Regions from separate parts of the Homo sapiens genome. Here region 2 is linked to region 1. Evidence: chromatin loops called from intact Hi-C (ENCODE). Cell type or tissue: heart right ventricle. All regions are shown on one strand. Each heading gives the region's core, and the rest is flanking DNA. Links, peaks and the distances in the headings are about the cores only.

Region 1 (5,820 bases), core at 380-5,379:
ACAATCTTGGACTAGGATTCCCTTCCAAATTATGTAATAAAATAGCTGCACAAAAGGAAAGGGAAAAGAAGTGAGAGAAGGGAGTACTGGGGAGGGGAAAGTATTGCTGAGCTCAGCTCTCTTGCTAAAGAGGGTTCACGGGGTGGGGAAGGAAGGAGGAGGGGATGAAATTAACCACTGGTATGGGTTTCTAAGGCTTGTGTCAGTAAGATCAGTGAACGAAGAAATTAAGGTCCTGCCTAGCATGGGCACAGTGTTCCAGGAGTGTCATGCCCCACTCTGGGGGCTCTGTGATGTGGACCATGGGTGGGGCCTCGTAGGCAAAAGAGAAGGGCTGTTGGGAGGAGAAATGGGGATGGGGAAAATCATTTCAAATTTCCCATGATGGAAAGGCTACAGGAATTGGTTATCTAGATTTACAAATAGAATCTAATAAATAAAACTTGTTTTTTTTTATTTTTTGTTTTTATAGCAGTGTGAAAGTCAAAGTACATGTTTTTAAAGAAGCATGAAAGTTCAGATGAGACACACTTGATGGCTTGTTCAGTTCATGAGATCTTCTGGCATGAAATAAAATGTTTCTTTTTCCATGCAGTGATTGCGTAACTCAAATATGGCAAAGCTACCTACACGATAATTTTCGGCCTGTGGATTTGATTTTTCATAAGCCTCACCACACACCCCTCACAGAAAGCTCTTGTTTCTAGTGGATTCGTTTCACCTCCTTTGTGAAAGCCTTAGAGAGAAGGCAGTAAGCAGGGAAAATCAGCTATTTATAGGCGTTTTTGACTAAAAGTGTCTGCTCAGCGTGCCATGGAATACTTCCAAGAGGTGGGAGAACAGGAAACGATCTAAAATCGACTAGAAGGCTGGAGGAGTGTTATGGGGGAATGATTTTGCAGGGGAGTCATTTTCAGAAAGCTCAGGTTTCATTTGCAAACAAATGAACTGACACCCCTTGAGTTACAGATAAGCCTTTGAAACTTTTGCTAGTTAAGGAGAGAAGACAAAGACATAAAATTTCTAAGGATTACAGGTAGGGTTCCTTTAAAGGACTTTAAAAGGAAAAGTCCTGTAGAAAGGCCTCTCTCCCTACTTATTTACTGCCTAAGGGGATGCTAGCCAGATGGACGTCCACAGAGGAGCTTAGACTGGCAGGTGGCATTCAGAGTGTAAACTGCAGGTCCTGGGATGGCCTACAGAGTCTTATAGTGTCCATAGGATGATCTCTATCATCACTAATTTCCACTTTTATAACCAAAAATGGCAAGCCTATTTGGTCAAGTTTTCATAATTAAGAGATATAATTTCATTAAATGTATTAAACCCTTCCTGTGAATTCTGAATGGTTTTGTTTTCATTGTTTTGATGACATTGGAGAAGCAGGCGAGGTAGAATTTAGACTGCCCAAAGTCACAGGGCTCACAGAAGAAGTTTGAACTTCCGATGGTTCTGTGGAGAAGAGGTCATGAGAGAGATCTGGCTTCAGTGTTTACTTGCTCTTTTCAATTTCTACAACATTAGAAGAATGATATACCTGGCTTAGCGACTTTGGGCACGAGCAAAGAAGAGTGATGGCCAAGGACATTTGGTCATCTTCTATCAATGGTGGAAAAGCACCACGGAGGAAACACTCCACAGAGAACCTGGTTCTCCTAAGCCAATTAAAGAGGTGATGATGGTGGATAGAGTTCCCTTGTAGACACCTCCTATGACTGTTATTACTAATTAAGCTTGTCCTGTTGACTTACCAGAGCTGTCTGGAATAAGGCAGCAGGAGCTTGACAGACTTAACGTATGAAAACAAAAGCAAGTGTGTATTGCGTTTTTTTTTTTTTTCCCTGTATGAATACACTAAAGCTTGAAGAAGCCAGAATTATATTCCATCAGCCAATATCAAGCCATGGGAAAACCTGATCCACTGAGGCTGAGCTATCAAAAGATTAATCCAGGCTGGTGCAGTGGCTCACAACTGTAATCTCAGCACTTCGGGAGGCCGAGGTGGGAAGATCCCTTGAGGCCAAAAGTTTAACACCATCCTAGGCAACATAGCGAAACCCCGTCTCTACATAAAAAATTAGTCTGGCACGGTGACCTGAGTCTGTAGTCCCAGCTACGCTGAAGGGTGAGGTGGGAGGGTCGCTTGAGCCCAGGAGGTCAAGGCTACAGTAAGCCATGATCACACCACTGGACTCCAGCCTGGGTGACAAAGGGAAACACTGTCTTTCAAAAAAGAAAAGAAAAAAAGATTGACTGTGATACTCTCGACTTCAGACGAAAGCTTTCTGCGTTTAGTCGGCACACAAGACAGTGAAATTTTACACCCACACTGTGATTAAGACCTACTGTCATCCCATATTGGAAAGGGCTTTTCTTTACCACAGAATCAGACATGCTAATCCCAATGCCAGCTTAATAAAAACTAGATGAAGTGAAATACAAAGGAAAAAGTGGTATGGTACATGAAACATGGGAAAGAGCTAAAGCTTGTTAATGTTTGAGGATCTACAAACTTGGAATATTTTCACACTGTATTTTTCATTTATTTCTCAAATTTGAAGTTAAATTTGTTTCTAAGACCTGAAGCAAACACAGTCATATCATCATGCCCATTTTACAGATGTAGAAATAGAAGTGCTAAGTAGAGCCCAAAGTCATGTAGCAAGCCAGCATCAATAAAGCTTGCAGTCAGAGCGCCTGAATCCCATATTTTCATCTATTAGGCTCTACTGCCCCCTTCAGTAAATACAATGAGAAATTAAGCCTTACAGTTCCCTAGAACTGGGTTACTTAAAATGCAGTTCTGGGATTGATCACTGTCAGAATCATCCCATATCTATGAAATCGGAATCTCTTGGGTGGATGCCAGAGATCCTCATTTTATAGACACTCTCAAGGTGATTCTTGTGCACATAAAATTAAGGAAGCTTTACCTCTAAATATTCAATGATAGAGCAAGTGGCCATACATATATATGATTCTCTACAGGCATACATGTGATATTATTGTGCCCATATGTACCCGTATTGATTCCACTTTACAATATTTCATGTAGCATTTCCAATTTTAGAGATAAATCCTTTCCAATCACTTACTTTTACATGTAGGGGGCAATAACTAAGAGATTAGCTTGTAGCTTTTAGCGTATGTATCCTGCACACTATTCCTCTCAGATTTGCTGCAGTTGCTCCCATTTAATATATTTGGTCCCATGGTCCCATTGTTCCAATACGTAATTCCTACCTGTCACACCATACATATTTTATACATAAATACATCTATCTATCTATCTATCTATCTATCTATCTATCTATCTATCTATCAAATAAAGTTTGGCCTTTGCAAATATGGTAACAGCTATGTTAATTTTTATCCTGGAGAAGTAAGATGAGGGATGCTGATTTCAAAGGAGTGGAAGATGCTGGAAGGATGCATGCTGTCTTCAAAATCTAACCAGGGCTCTGAGCAAATTCCCTAAAGATCACATATCCTAATGTGTTCTGCTCTATGCATCCTCCTTTGCTACGTGGTTTACCATGATCCAGGGAAAACTCATCCATTAAAGGAGGAACACACCAATTTCTTTTCTTTGGAAGTTAAAATAAATAATTGCAGGCATTATTTAGTTAATCTTTGCCTCTTCTGAGACTGTTGAGTCACAAACTTGCTTCAACTCTAACTTTCAGATAATGTCGCTTCTCCCTTTGCTTCCCTGTGCCTTGGCCCCATTGCCTTAAAAGGATGTTATGAGAATGGATAATAGAATATGTACAACATAATGGGAAGAGAACAGCACTGGTAGCCAGGCAGTGAGCCTGCGAGTGCCAGGTTCCACTGGCAAGATGACTGATTTCATCGAGGTATTTCCTTAGGATTTTTCTCTTTTCAAAAAACTAAATTGGACTAAATAATTTCAAAGCCTTCTTTTACAAGGAGATTATTAGATGAAAAATAGATAGGAAGATACAATGTCCGCATTGCAGGGAGATTAGTGTGAATGGGAAGCTACACCAGATGACCTTCTGATCAGGAGGTTCTACTATTCTAAAATTGTCATTTTAAGGGGAAAAAAACCCAACTCTGCCTGGTCCTTTAATTATGTATCTTATGATTTTAGAGTCTCGGAGAATTAAATCAGGGAGGAGTTAGACAATCTTGCAAGCGTATATTAAATTGTGGTTAAAAAAATTAAGGAGAGCAAAAGTCATTTATTTTACAATTGTTGGATTCTCCCTTATTAAGGGGACTAAAACCTCTTTATTCTTACACCAGAGAAGCAGGACATCCCTAACTAGTCTACACGAATGGTCCAAGGTGAAGTTCAATATAATCACTGGAAAAGCACAGTAATGAATTTTCCAACGTCTATGAAAAATCTGTTTCTCCACTTCATAGTCATACCTCTTCCATGGACTTTGTGAAATGGCACTCTTAAAATGGATCTGAGTTCATGAATCAGAGATCAAAAACAGCATGTGTATAAATGCATATTTTAGAAGTATTGTTGCAGGGATACCTATGCAGATAGAAGGTGTATATATAAACCTGCACACATGCACCTGGCATGCAGTAACCGCAGGCTCACATAATTCTGCTTCATAGACAGTTCTGTGATATCACAAGCCTGATTTTTGTGGGAAGTTTCCTAATTCTGTGAAACAATTAGTAGAAACTCCAGTTGACAGAGAACAGTGACCTAATATACACAAAAGGACCCACATATCCAGAAAATTCATTGTATAAATATATCTTAGAAATGGAAAAAAAGCAGGCATATTGCTAGACTTTAGCAAATGAAACAAAAAGTTTTTAATGAGAGTCCTAAATATTCCTACATTTAAAAGATCAGGGAATCAGAAGAGGTCTTTCTTTAATCACGTGAGTGCTCTCCAAGACAAAAAAAAAAAAAAAAAAAAATTAAAAACAAGAATTTGGTCAAAAGTAACAGTAAGAGTAAATGTTATGCCTTTCTTTACACAATATTTTCTCCTTTATCTCTGTGTAACAGTAATTAATTGATTCTTTATATCATTACCTTTTAGTTTATAAACATAGAGGACTGGGTTGAATATAAGTAAATCAGTCACTGAAAAAAAATTAATGCAATTACCTATTGTGGTTTTAATTTAAGAATTTGGAAAAACACTTAAATATGAATTTACCAAAATAATGTGAAAAAAAAATTCTCCCTGTGTGATAACCCACTAAGACAGATTGTTGTCTTTGAACCTAAACCCAAAGTGGTGGAAAACATAATCTAATTACAAATTAAAGTCAGCCTGGCAATACTGCATATATTTTTTAGCAGTTCCTAAAAAACCTGACACAAAAGAGCAATGTGTTCTACCATTCACAAATCACTGTGTAAAATTGTGTAATGCCATGATCTCATGTGGGCTAGAGACTGTGGGTGAATAGTTCTCTTAAAGAATGGTGAATGATTACCTTGATTTACTGTCTTTAATTTGCAATCAAGCAAACTGTCTTCTGAGGAGAATGGAAAAAGGGGAAACGAAATCTACTGGCCACTGAGAGATCCAAGGCTAGTTTTTCTCTTTCACTCTTTGCTAACTAATGCTATGCCTTTAATTAGTAGATTGGAATTCTGTGAGATCAGAAAGTGTGTGTTACAGGCAGAAACCTCTGACTGTGGCTAACCAAGCACTTTGGTGTTGCCGAAAATGTCTTTAGAAAACAGTGAAACTGAAGGCCAAGAATAATAAAGTTTCTTTAATAACTTCCAAGAAGGCTTTCCTATATATTTTTGATCTTCCCTTTACTACCACTGAGTCTTTCTGGACTGCTGCTTTCTCACAATGT
Region 2 (5,820 bases), core at 586-5,585, 160 kb before region 1:
GATTATCTTGTGCATGTCTTTTCATTGCGCTTAGAATACTACACTGTAATCGTGGATATATTTGTCTGTTTTCCTGCATTGGTGCTGCGTTCCTGGAAGGTAGAAATCAGTTTCTATGAAGGCAAGGATTATGTCTGCCTGATTGAAAGGGGCTTCTTGGAGCTCTTTGGTCACATTAAACGGGCACAGGAATAAAGTTCTTCTAAAGAAGGGATGTTGGGGCCACTGGGTGACTTGGTGCTTAGGAGCAGAGGACTACCACAGAAGGAACCTCTTCTTGGCCAGGTCTGCAATCTCTTTTGAAATTCAGAATGACATTGTTTCATCCATGAGAAAATGGCAAAAAACTGCATACAACTCATCCTTTGTAATTCCTTTTTTTTTTTTTGAGACAGGGTCTCACTCTGTCACCCAGGCTGGAGTGCAGTGGCGTGACCCCAGCTCACTGCAACCTCCACCTCCGGGGCTCAAGCAATCCTCCCACCTCAACCTCCAGAATAGCTGGGACTACAGGTGTGCACCACCACACCCAGCTAATTTTTGTACTTTTCAGGAGAGACGGGATTTCACCATGTTGGCCAGGCTGGTCTTGAATGCTTGACTTCAAGTGATCCACCTGCCTCAGCCTCCCAAAGTTTTGGAATTACAGGCATGAGCCACTGTGCCCAGCTGTAATTCCTATCTGAGCAAGAACACACATCTGACCGTTGTAAAACAAAATGTTTTTTATTGTGAGAGCTGTGAATTCACCAAGTTGAAGTTCATATGGGGTGATCTTTACCCATTTTGCCTGAGTGGTATCAGGGGTGGAGGAGTCATGTCTTCCTACCCTAGCGCCCAGGATTCCAGCTTCTTGTCAAGGCTCCCTGCAAAGGACAATACAAGTGTCTCATTTCTGCTCCGTTTCCTGCCTCTTCCTCTCCAAGAGCACCTTCAGGAAGGGTGGAGGATGAGGGAATCTGTTTGCGATGGGCATCTGGACTTAAGTGGCTTTAAATTTTGGGGCACACTCTACAACAAGAATTTAAAAGCTTAAGTAAGCACAATCGTAAGTAAGCTAAAGCTTGGAAATGGTAATGAAGGAAAAGGATACAAAAGGACCTGAATTAGCTTTTTCTTGGAGAAAATAAATTGTAAGAGCGTACTTGACAGTACGCGTAAAGAGACTCCTCATTGTGACTCAGATATGACTTTCTGAAGCTTCTCTCCCAGGTGCACATTAGGTGGAAGGAAGAAGGGAGAGAGGACCAGGTTTCTTTAAAAACAGATTTTTCAGGGAAATCTCTGTCTGCCTTTGAGATGCCTTACACCTCTTCAAAAGCCTACAGTTTGGTTGAATCCACTCTCCAAAAAGACTGGGACAGAAAAAAATTTACAAAGTCTATTTGTTTAGTTAATTTATTCAACAAATATTTACTGAGTATTTATTATATGCCAGATACTGGTTATACAACCGTGGAAAAAACATAGTCCTTCCTTCAAAGTGCTCCTATAAATATACACTTGCAAATGATGGCAAGTGCTATGAAGAAAAACTACATAGAAGAACCCAAGTCCTGGGCCTAAATAAAATGAGAAAGCTGCCGTGCAACCTGACATGCACTCCAACCCCCTACACACCTTCCTTCACTCTGTGCTGGCCCAATCTGCCTCCAAATATTTACCGAAGACACCCCTTTAGGAGCCTTCCTAAGACTGAAGAATGTATTTTAAGAATGCTTCACTATACACCAGTAAACCACAGAGCAGTATTGTGCCAGCTCCTTTGATCTGATAAGCTTTGTTCGAATGTGAGCTGAACTGTTAGCATGTTTGACCTGAAGTTGAGTTCTCAACAACGTACCAGTAGAGTTGAAAGTAATTGCACATGTCCACTGTATACAATCCCTTGGTCATTTAGGGAGACAGTACACCAGGCTTTTCAACATTTTTTCAGTCTGTGCAGAACATGTACATTTGCACTGGGTCCTAGAGACTCACTGTAAAGCAGCAGTGCAGAAATTGAAGATTTAGCACATGGTATTGACATGAAAAGTCAATGGAAAAAGTAGGTTTCCATGCAAGACTGTGAACCCCTCCAGGGCAGGCACGATTTCCCCCAGCCCTGCACCCGGGGTTTGGCACAGAGAAGTGTTCAGTGTTTGCGGGACTGAAGGATTCAATAATACTTGATATTCCTCTTTTCTCTGCATTCCTACCGTTGCCATGCCCAGTTAATACTGGAATTAGAAGTAGACAGCATGGGCATAAGGGTATGATCTCCTGCCTCTGAGATCTAAGGAGCCCAGGACAGGCCCAAACCTGGTTTCCTTTATACATCAGTTCACAAAACTAAAACTCAGGTCTATAGAAGATGAATTACTGCTACTCCTACAGCCAATGAGAAGCACATTTAAAATAGGGAGCTGCTATTTTCTGTAGTGGAGGAAGTGATTCTTCCTGTGTGGCTACGTTTAGCACATATAGCTTGGGACATGGATGGATTTATGCTTCTCTGTGCAGTGGGCTCTCTCCATAAATACCCAATGGTCTTTCATTTTACACTAGGAAAGACAAGCTACCAAAACGGAACACTTCTCACACACTCTTATCCTACTCCTACCAAAAGGAAGGAATATTTAGGGAAAATGATTTGAGGGGCTGGGACTCAAGACTCCTTGTGATAAAAAATTCTCACCTGCCCCTGCAGATTTTTGATAGGGGCCCTACGTCATCCCCCGCCCTTTCTCCTCCACACCCAGCTTCAGGCTCTGCAGAGGGACATGAATTTGAATTTTTGTTTGTTTGTTAGTTTATCAAGAAGAGGTATAGGTTTAGAAGGTTAAAGACTCTGGTCTAATGTTCTCCCCACTGTTCCCAGAAAAGCTCCCGTCAAGGACGGTGTCAATGACTGTGGAGAGGAAAGCACAGCCCTCTTTTACTTATTTATTCCATATATATTTTTAAAGCATTCACTATAGATGTCACTGTTCTAAGAGCTGGAGGCATAGTAGTGAACAAGACAGAAAAATTTTTTGGCTGGAATTGAGATGACAAATACACAAGTGAATATTTAATTTCATGTGGCAGTAAGTGTCATGAAGAAAAAGTAAGCATTGCAAAGGACAAGAGATTGACTTGGGGCAGAGCCAAGTGGCCATGAGACAGAGATGTGAACATGGAGTTGGGAGGTGGAGGAAGGACTCCAGGCACGGGTGTAGGGGGTGGGTGGAAGCAGCGCCAGAGCCCTAAGGCAGGAACAAGCTCGCTGGGTTCCAGAAGGTCAGAGCTCTCCATGTGTGGGTCATGGTTCCCTGGTGAGTGTCTAATAAGTAACAGGTGTTCCTGAGAAGGTGGCACACAGAGGTCAGAGGGCAGGGCTAGGGAAACACGGGAGTGAGGGCAAGAAGAAGGCCAGTGCGTCTGCAACAGAAGAGTCCAGAAACACGACAGAGGAAGTCAGAGAGCCAGGAGGGGCCGCCCTGGGCAAGGTCTGGCAGAGACTTGGCTATAAACACGATGATCTCAGCCACAGAGTGTAAGAGGGCAGCACAAAGGGAAGTAAAAACAAAGCCAAGGGCATATCCTTGTTGTTTCAGGCATTTAAATCTGATAAGAACTTGATAACTGGAGAGAATAAAAGCTACAGCTTGATGCCCCTTCTGTAATGACTCCAGTGATCAATGCTTTCATCATGCAAGTGAATCAGATCATATCACTATGAATGATAAAAATTGTGTTAAAGAATAGCCAGGTAAATCGACCTGTTTATAAAATGTATATGCCCAATTAGTCTATTGGAACAAAAATAGAATGTAAAACAAAAAATAAAAATACCCACCTAGGTGAGACAACTTCAACTTCAATCACCTAAAAGTGGCTCACGTATCCCACCCAGATCATCAGCTGTGTTGACTGTGGTGAGGAATAAGACAGAAATCCAGCCGGGTGTGGTGGCTCATGCTTCTAATGCCGGCACTTTGGGAGGCTGAGGCAGGAGGATCACTTGAGCCCAGGAGTCTGAGACCAGCCTGGGCAACACAGCAAAGCTCCATCTCTACAAAGAAAATTAAAATATTAGCTGGCTCAGTGGCACCACCTGTGGTCCCAGCTACTTGGGAGGCTCAGGTGGGAGGCTTGCTTGAGCCCGGGAGATCAAGGCTGTTGTGAGCCATGATCATGCCACTGCACTCCAGTCTGGGCAACAGAGTGAGACCTTGTCTCAAAAAGAAAGAAAAAGAAAAAAATAAAAAAAGGAAGACAGAAATGCATCGGAGTATGAGGTTGTGGTTTAGGGATGGGGAGTGTGGGGATGGGCTGTGGGAAGGGAGGCATACAGAAATGTATAAGGAGGCATGAGTCCTAACAAACTATTCCTGGGTTCTGGCTAGAGGTATTTTTGTGACGATCACACTGACCCCGGTGGGGTGGCATGGGGGGAGCATGGCCTGTTAATGGCTAGAAGTTTGGGTTTTCTTTCTGCTCCTGAAGGCTGAGGCTGCAAACCCAGAACACACACTTACTGAGTGGGGATCTCACTGCACTTTTTGCCTTCTCAATTCTCCTTGAGAAATGCAGCCCCACCTTTATTTCTTGAGTGTTCTAGAAGAGGTGGAAAACAGCCTGGACTGTAGTGGGGGTCAGCCCAGCATCAGTGTGGTAGTGAGCAGGGGTGGACTTCGGGAGCAAGAGCAGCGTTTGCCGCGGGGCTTGCACTCCCAGCAGCTCACCCGTCTCTGTCCTGACCCTCCCTACTGGGCACGCAGGGTCTCTGTAGCACTTGGCCGAGGCCTAGATACCCAGGGTTTCCCACTGGAAAGTCTCACCTGGGGCTCATGCTTCTCACCTGTACCTGTTAACTCCCACAAGGCACTCCTTACAGAACACCTCATGGAATTATTTAACCTCAGTTATTAAGAGCTAATAGGGACCCATAGTGTTATTTTCTCCAAGTAGCGAATAAGCTCTGATTTTAAGCAGGCCCATTACAGGGAGACAATATGGTGCGTGAAATGGCAGTGGTGTCAGGGGGCTAATTACTGGGGAGCTTGTCAAGCCACAGAACTGGCCTGCTAATCATTCCTTGGCTTATTGCAGCTGACGTCATGGGGCTTTCCCACAGTGCATATGGGAAAATGAAGGAGGCAATCACAAGTTTTAGTTAAAGTGCTTAAGTTACTACTTTCTGTAGCTAGCAGGACTATAAGTTTAAGCAAGTGCACCGAAAAGATAGAAGCGGAATCAATTCACTCCTAACTGACTTACCCAGTTGGAAAGGCAAATTCGTGGGAGTGAAGTTGTTCTACTGGTACTGTTTCCTTTACAGAGTTATCCTTCAGATGTGTTCAGAAGGATGGGGCAGGACACAGTGAATATTTGCAAAAGCTCTAGTACTGGCCTTTAAAGCTGTTATTCTTTTCAATCAATCCTCATCAAACCCTGCCTTGGTGCAAAAACCAGATGCAGACTATTGGGAGATCTATATACACAGGATAGACCCTGAACCACCAACAAGTACAGCCTGGGTTCGTGTGGACTCAGGACCATTCTACCGTTTCTCTGTTTCCCTGCTTCTTTGCTGCTGTTCACAGCCGGATCAGCTGAGCTACAGTTTGCACAGCTGCAACTGATTGGACTCCCAGTTGCCTTTTCCAGAACATGCAATTGGTGCCATAATCTACAAAAGAGATATTAACCCCACAACTGAGGAGATTAGGAGCAAAGAATGATAAGAATGAGGACAAGGTCAATCCAAGATGGATGGCGTTGAAGGCCTGTGGACACATCGCTCAGATAACTGAAGTTTTTACAGTAATTGGAAAGATTTGTGCATGTGGGGGA

The links. Hi-C counts contacts between places; a loop is a spot of excess contacts. Peaks named below come from ENCODE experiments on the same cell type or tissue, not always from the same donor. Only the 100,000 strongest peaks of a DNase experiment are listed, where the experiment ranks them.
Region 2: a loop joins it to region 1, with 2.9 times the contacts of the local background. A loop is called at or near these places in 55 of 110 quality-filtered maps.

Annotation. Positions count from the first base shown.
Region 1 is chr18:3,867,330-3,873,149 of GRCh38, forward strand. All of the region lies in intron 4 of DLGAP1 (DLG associated protein 1), which reads right to left. Among named protein-coding and RNA genes, the nearest start is that of DLGAP1-AS3, 7.9 kb to the right of the region's middle. In heart right ventricle, for the core only: a CTCF peak has its summit at 2,754 (motif pointing left); no DNase peak of the experiment used is centred there; H3K27ac peaks cover 738 bases.
Region 2 is chr18:3,707,636-3,713,455 of GRCh38, forward strand. The region is part of intron 7 of DLGAP1 (DLG associated protein 1); the gene reads right to left. Among named protein-coding and RNA genes, the nearest start is that of DLGAP1-AS6, 58 kb to the left of the region's middle. In heart right ventricle, for the core only: no CTCF peak of the experiment used is centred there; a DNase peak (open chromatin) is centred at 3,416.